Linked DNA regions of Mus musculus: all the other regions are linked to region 3. The links are chromatin loops, found by intact Hi-C in ENCODE. Cell type or tissue: left cerebral cortex. All regions are shown on one strand.

Region 1 (2,500 bases), 500 kb after region 3:
CTTTACCTGTTGTCTCTGCGCTAGCAAAGCAGAAGAAAGAAGTCAGTCATTCCAGAGTACGGCCACGTCTCTCATGTCATGTGGTCTGCTCAGTCTCCGAGATTCTCGTCTGGTGCTCCCCCTCCCCCACCCCGCTCCCCCATTGCTCATTCCTGTCCCTTCTTATTCTCTGTCTAGTTAGGTTTGCATACTCCCAATGCCAGTGAGTCTTGCATGCCTCTCAGAGCATCCTTAGTCAGATTTAACTCTGAAGAGACAAACCAAGCGGTGTGTCCTCCTGACCCACTAGCATAGTTGCGGCCATTTTGTTCCATGCTTGCCAGCTATTTCATATTGTTGCTGTAATATGCCTACCAGCCTTTGACATAGAAAAATAGTTTGACTCAGAGAAGGGTCATGCTGGTCACATCCCCTGTTATGTTCTGTATGTCCTGAGGTTTGTTAATCTTAAGGAATTCCACAAAGCTTTACATAGGGCCCATCAAATTAAAGGTCATTATGAACTGTTATGTCAAAAATGGCTTAAATCAGACCTGATCACCTGGCAGAACTTCCTGCACCTGAGAAAGATCTCATTGTCGTTTGTGTGTGTGTGTTTTCCTTTATAAGCTGACAGAAAAAGATAATGTAGTTCAGATAATTCTGAGCTATGTCCATGATCTAATCAGTATTAGGGTATAAATTCAATAATCCGACTCTCAGACCCCAACACTGAGCTATTGACAGTGTGTATGTGCATGGATTCCTTTCTCCGGTATTAAGTACAAATGCTCTTAGAGAATAAAGTTCCCTTATCCTTCCCTCCTGTCCCGTGTCAGAATGAGACGTAAGAGACAGTACAAAGAGACAGTAAGGTGGAGAGATATCTAACACTGCATTTAAAAATATTCCCAATGTGCTAATTATAATTATTCTTCAGAGCGTTTGTATGCATTAGCTCACTTCATTCCTGCAAACAACTTTGTGAGGTGGGTACTATTAATTCCATTTTCGGACGAGGACGTTTGGTAGATGTTTGCATAAGTTACACTTTAATAGCTTCTTCTGAAGGGAGACACCGCAGACTGACGGGTACCCGAGGGAAGACTGAAGCCGACCGAAGCAATCCCGCAGAAAGTGAAGGAAGGCAGAAGTTTCTCAGACAGGTAGTGGCTCACCACAACTTTCAAATCTGCCCAGCCAGCCCGCCAGGGCGTCACAAAAGCCCGTCGCTCCACTACTAAGCCACGCCCCCAGGCTGGTTGTTCTCTGAGCTTCCAATACTTCCCTTCTTCTCTCGGACTCCACCCACTTCGGCAGGAATCATTTCCGGGTATGTTGGATCCCGATTGGTCCAGAATCCGGAAGTGAGGGCGGGCGGTGGCGCCGTTGCCGCAGTGACAGTACGGGGGAGTGGGAAGATGGCGGCGTCGCGTCGCTCTCAGCATCATCACCACCATCATCAGCAACAGCTCCAGCCCGCCCCAGGGGCTTCGGCTCCGCCACCGCCACCTCCCCCGCCGCTCAGCCCGGGCTTGGCCCCGGGACCCACCCCTGCCTCGCCTACGGCCGGCGGCCTGGCGCCCTTCGCCTCCCCGCGGCACGGCCTGGCGCTGCCGGAGGGGGATGGCAGCCGGGACCCGCCCGACAGGCCGCGATCTCCCGACCCGGTGGACGGCGCCGTCTGCACCGTGGCTGCTCCGGCCGCGGTCCCGGCAGCTTCCGCCGCCGTCGGGGTCGCTCCCACCCCAGCCGGCGGCGGCGGCGGCGGCGGGAACAACTCCGCGTCGTCCGCTTCTTCCCCGACTTCGTCTTCGTCTTCCTCCCCGTCCTCCCCTGGCTCGAGCTTAGCGGAGAGTCCCGAGGCGGCCGGAGTTGGCTCCACGGCAACTTTGGGAGCCGGGGCGGCGGGCCTCGGCCCGGGGGTCCCAGCCGTGAGTGGGGCCCTGCGGGAGCTGCTCGAGGCCTGTCGGAATGGGGACGTGTCCCGGGTGAAGAGGTTGGTGGACGCCGCGAACGTGAATGCCAAGGACATGGCCGGCCGAAAGTCTTCTCCCCTGCACTTCGCAGCAGGTCTGTCTGGGACTTGAGAATTGTGGTTTACGGGGTTCGGAGCGGAGGGTGGGTGATTGGACCCAGGACAAAGAAGTTACAGGTTGTTAGCAGGACTTCACCCCGAGAGCTGAAGTTTTTAGTGCATGGGTGGTGGGGACTTGGAAGCGGGGACGAGGTGTGAATTCACCCCTCAGTGTTTGCAACCGTGGTACTTCAACTTATGCAAACTCTGTGTAGCGGTCAACCCTGGATGTGGGCATGCTTAAAACTTTTTCAGTTCAGAGTGTGCCTGCCTGGGACAAGTTGCATTTGAGTCGCTTTAGGGACAGCTTTGTCGTTCGTGAGACAGTTTTGTTTTTGTTTTTGTTTTCGGCACGGTTTTGTCCCCGGAGGACAGACAGTCCCGGGCCAAAAGAAGTGTACGGTAACTCAACAAGTGTTTTAAGAATCTCTCATATTCTTAAGA
Region 2 (2,500 bases), 610 kb after region 3:
ACAGTAATGCCAAACATAATGCAGATTCTCCTTTGGGGCTTTCTGAAACATCATGTGGCCCAGACTGCCCTCAGACTCACTGCGTAACCCGCACTGGCCCCAAATTGGAGGTCATTCTCTGTCACCTTCTCCAGCTCAGGGACTTTTAGGTATGCCTCACCATGTCTGGCTATGGTGCTGATTTTTATACATCTCATCTGTAGAGAATATTTACTATCTCATTATAGTATTTTAAAATGCTGCCCAGTTTAGAGCAAAGTCTATGAACGATTGTTAATGGTGTTGTCTCTGACTCTGTGTCTGTGTGTACACCACAAAAGCAACTCTGCAGCCCGCAGAATGTGAACTGCAGAGACCTGGAGGGCCGGCACTCTACACCCTTACACTTCGCTGCAGGCTATAACCGTGTGTCTGTCGTTGAGTACCTTCTACATCATGGAGCTGATGTCCATGCCAAAGACAAAGGGTATGTGAATGTGCAAATCCATTCATACTTAGATAAAGTACATAAAATTAAATAAAATCGCATACTTTTTATCTACAGAATATAGCTGTTTTCTTTGGAACAAAAAATTTACAAATGACATACTGCTTTTTTAAATATTGCTGTTTTTAGTGTCGTAGATGCTTTTCTTATTAAAATATATACATGATTCATTTAAATTACTACTTAAATAGACATACATATTGAAATTGAAGATTGAGTCATCGGTCACCCTAAAGTTAGAACATGAACAGTTTGCCTATTACAGTCGGCCAGCTCTGTCCTGAGCTGTGTCCAGCAGCTGGCAGTCACTTGGACTGTGACCATGTCTCTTGGCTCGGTGCCTGGGTGAGGATGCCTTTCCAGTCTGCTCTGGTCATCACCTGTTCTTGCACTGTGTCTTCCAATTTGGTGCATCCTTTCATGCCTGTGTATAGGATTTTATTTCCTTTACGAATATTTTCATGTAATCTGTAATTTACTGTTTATCCTTTCATTATTTTTTTTGCTATTAAAAAATTCTTCTAAGAATTTAATCCATCCCACAATTATAATAGAAATATAATTTCGATTCTGCTCATTTAAGTTATTGACATTTTTATATTAGATGAATTACTTGATACACCAGGTAAAACTTTTAAAGTGGCTACTTATAAATCTAAGAATAGTAACCAAAATCAATTTCTGTATCCTGAGTCAGTTTAATAGCTGCTCAGATGAGGGGGCCCCATTTTGTGCACTTACTCAGCATTGCGCCATAAGTAAAAAGATGTAGCTCAGGCTTTGAGTAACTGTTAAGTGTTTTATCTTTCTCAAGCCATGCACCATGCATGACGATTCAGAACCCCTCACTGGTTGTTTCAAAGTACTGCAATGCGTTGGAGAGCAGCCAGTGTTGCTTCTATGACTTAGTTTAGTACTGGCATGTGTCATCATCAAGCCTTTGTTGTAGATGACACTAATCTCTAAAGAGTCACTGCATAACTGATTGTTTTTACATGTCCTACGTCCACGTACGCTGCCTTCAGTGCACGGCTCTTGAGAGGGTGTCTTTTTTTGTGCTGCCTTTTAGAATGTCACCTGCTTTCTTTGAAGGAGCTTACTCAGAAGATGAGAGGTTTAGATTCTCTTAGCTGAGTAGAATTTATAATTGAATTTTATTTTCCTTGATGATATTCTTCTTTTTTAGATGGAGTTTGTTTGAGACAAAGGTTTTCTGTATCTCTGGCTGGCCTGAAACTTGCTATGTAGACCAGGGTGGCTACAAATTCAGAGAGATCTTCCTGCCTCTGCCTCCTTAATTCTAGGATTAAAGGCATGCACTACTATGGCCAGTGTGAATTCTCTTCTGAAATCACTTTGAGTTTCCATTGCTTTGTACCTCAATATTTAAGTCATGCAGAGAAACCGCTCTCGAATCATTATGAACTTAAAAATAACTAAAACAAATGGTGAAAGATACAAACTGAATAAGTAGAATGTATTGTGTTTATGTGTTATATATTACATTATTTTATATTGTGTATCATGAGTAAGCTGGCAATTTTCATTAGTAAAATACAAATCAAAGAAAATCTGAGAGATGATAAAAAGTAGATTGGTTAATTATGTGTGCTAATACTTTGTAGTATACAGGACTTTATATTGCTAGGGTACAAGTAAGAATTGAAAGGATTGTGTTACGCAGACCTGGGGTCCCAGCCATTTGGGAGGCTGAGGCAGTAGGATTTGAACTTGGTGCCTGCTTGGCTTATGGAATGAGTATAGGAAAACCTATATTTAAACTGAGAGGTCTGGGTGTGTATAGCTCAGTGGTAGAGTGCCACTAGCATGCGGGAGACCCTGACTCTTAATCCTAGTGCTACCAGAAATAAAGTATTTTTTAAAATTCTATGAGTGATATACACACACACACACACACACACAAACACACACACAAATGTGAATAGATGAGTAGATAGAGCGATAAGAATAAATCAGTATATATTGTATTTCAAGATTAACGATTGCTGTGAT
Region 3 (2,500 bases):
CAGAGTCTCCATTAAGAAGTCAGATGTTCTGCTAGTGGTCAGCCTTTATATATGAGTGGGCCTTGTTCCCCTGCAGCTTTCCATATCCTTTGTTTTATTTAAGTGCTGTGATTATTGAGGTGCTTCTGGGCCTCGGTATTTGGTGTTCTGAATGAACTTTGCTGCATCTCTTTAGAATTAGGAAATTTTCTTTTATGATTTTGTTAATAATATTTTCCGTGCCTTTGACCTAGGATTCTTCTCCTTTCTTTGTACCTATTATTTGTAGGTTGGTCTTTTCAAAGTCTCCCATCCCAGATTCCCTGGAATTTTTTTGAGTCTGGAGTTTTTGTTTTTCCTTTTTCTAAAATTTAATGTTTTCTTTGATTTTTTATTTTTTTCCTACTGTGTCTTTGTGATCTGAAAGCTTCTCTGCCATTTCATTTTAATTTTGACTTACTGAACTTTTCTTTTAAAAAAATTTCCCCCCTTTGATCTTTTAGAGTCAGGATCACAGGAACTCGCTATGTGGACCAGGCTGACCTCAAACTCACAGAGACAGATCTGCCTGCCTCTGCCTCCAGAGTGCTAGGATTAAAGACATATTTCACCACACCTGGCAGTTTAATTTAATAGTGGTTTAAATTAAATACACTCAACTGTTGGTGTTTTCCTCGTCTTTGTTCAGGCATTTATTCATATCCTTGTTAGGTCCTTGAACATATTCATAATTGCTATCTTTAAGTTTTTGTGTTGTGCCGAGTTCTTAATTACTTACTTGGTTCTTTGTTTTCTAGGTTCCCAGAAGCCAGACCAAACTAACAATAATGCTTGAAAAATTAGGAATGGATTATGATGGACGGCCTCACAGCGGTCTCGATGACTCTAAGAACATTGCTAGAATAGCTATTCGGATGCTTCAGGATGGATGTGAACTTCGAATCAATGAAAAAATACTTGGAGGGCAGTTGATGAGTGTGTCCTCATCCTTACCAGTAGAGGGCGCTCCAGCTCCACAGATGCCACATAGTAGAAAGTAACTGCAGTTTTGTCTGATCAGTTGCTACAAAAGTAGCAGGCGAATGAATCTGAGTTAATGCAACCTTCAAGCACCTTAAACATTTAAGATCTTATTACAATTACAGATAGATGGGTATGTATGCAGACATTTTGTGGGAGGACACACCAAATTCTTTGTCACCAGCACTTTTGATCTGAGCAGTATTTGTTACACACAGTAACCAGTCTCTGCTCAGAACTGAATTTTATAATGTAAGGTGTCCAAGATGTGTCCCTTGGCTTTTAAGATGGAAGTTTTATCAGAAAATTCTTTACATGTCATGTTCTTATTGATACTGGAATTTAAAATGAATTTCTACATTACCACCATGAAATTAAATACATTTTTTGAAAATGTGGAAAGGATTGAAAGGTAGTGTTTGCCCATTGAGTTTTAAGTAAAACGTGGTTCTTTTAACTTTGTAAGTTTGTAGGTGAAGTGAGGGCTTTGTCCCAAGAAGGCTGTGTGGGTACCAGATTCTGCAAGTGTTGAAGTTCTATAGTTCAAGTGGCATAATGTTTCTATATAACCTACACGTTCTCCCACATATTTTAATCATCTCTGGGTAGCTTATACTTAATAAACTATAAAGAAATGGTTGTATCATTTAGGGAATAATGACAAGGAAAAAAAAAAGCCTGCAAGTTGATGTAGACACAACCATAGTGGGCCTTGCTACATAGCTCATGAGCTAAAAAAAAACCAAGATCTGAGATGGTGGAGGCAACTTCAGCTGTCCCCTGCGTCACTCTCTGGCCAGCAGCTGTCCCCCCCTGCGTCACTCACTCTGGTCCACTCAGCAAAGTGCTTGCTGAGCAGCAAATTCAGGTGTTTCTTCTTGGAACATTTTCGGCATATCTGTGTATAGCCTATATTCAAGCCAGGAAGTTGTTTCTAAAGGTGTCTACTTTGACAGCCCTGAACACACATGACCCCCAGAACACACGTGATAGACTAAGAGAATCAACTCAGCTCAAGGATGATAAAGTACTGGGACCAGTTTCATATTATAACTGGAAACCTTGTAATAGGTCATAGAATTTAGTTAAAAATCTAGTTACTGGAGGCTAGCAAGATGGCTCAGTGGTTAAAAGTACTTGCTTCTCTTGTAGAAGATCCAAGTTCAATTCCCAGAACCCACATGGTGGCTCACAACCATCTGTAAGTTTCAAAGAATCCAACAGGCAAAACATTCATAAACATAAAATAACTAAATTTAGAATACTGGGCTGGAGAGATGCCTCAGAAGTTAAGAGTGCTGGCTGCTCTTTGAGAGGCCCTGAAGTTCAATTCCCAGCACCCACATAGTGGCTCCCAACCCCCTACAATGAGACTGCTGTCCTCTTCTGGCATGCAGGCAGAATGTTGTATATATAATATATACATCCTTTTTAAAAGTCTAATTACTGGTGAGACTAATGGAAAGTTAGAAAAGGCAGCCTGGTAGCACAGATGTGTAAT

The links. A loop is a pair of places that touch in the nucleus more often than their neighbours do. Peaks named below come from ENCODE experiments on the same cell type or tissue, not always from the same donor. Only the 100,000 strongest peaks of a DNase experiment are listed, where the experiment ranks them.
Region 1: it touches region 3 in a loop (2.3-fold over the local background); 5 of 42 quality-filtered maps call a loop at or near these places.
Region 2: it touches region 3 in a loop (4-fold over the local background); 20 of 42 quality-filtered maps call a loop at or near these places.

The regions. Positions count from the first base shown.
Region 1 is chr8:34,964,566-34,967,065 of GRCm38, reverse strand. Tnks (tankyrase, TRF1-interacting ankyrin-related ADP-ribose polymerase) reads left to right here and starts at 1,376. Exons shown (of 27, transcript NM_175091.3): 1 at 1,376-2,052. The coding sequence starts at 1,401. In left cerebral cortex, a CTCF peak has its summit at 1,215; a DNase peak (open chromatin) is centred at 1,298; H3K4me3 peaks cover 1,671 bases; H3K27ac peaks cover 617 bases.
Region 2 is chr8:34,853,894-34,856,393 of GRCm38, reverse strand. It overlaps Tnks (tankyrase, TRF1-interacting ankyrin-related ADP-ribose polymerase), which reads left to right. Exons shown (of 27, transcript NM_175091.3): 14 at 321-466. Among named protein-coding and RNA genes, the nearest start is that of Dusp4, 48 kb to the right of the region's middle. In left cerebral cortex, no CTCF peak of the experiment used is centred here; DNase peaks (open chromatin) are centred at 811 and 1,360.
Region 3 is chr8:35,467,647-35,470,146 of GRCm38, reverse strand. Eri1 (exoribonuclease 1) reads left to right here. Exons shown (of 7, transcript NM_026067.3): 7 at 777-2,500. The coding sequence ends at 1,019. Among named protein-coding and RNA genes, the nearest start is that of Gm51568, 27 kb to the left of the region's middle. In left cerebral cortex, a CTCF peak has its summit at 974 (motif pointing right); a DNase peak (open chromatin) is centred at 987.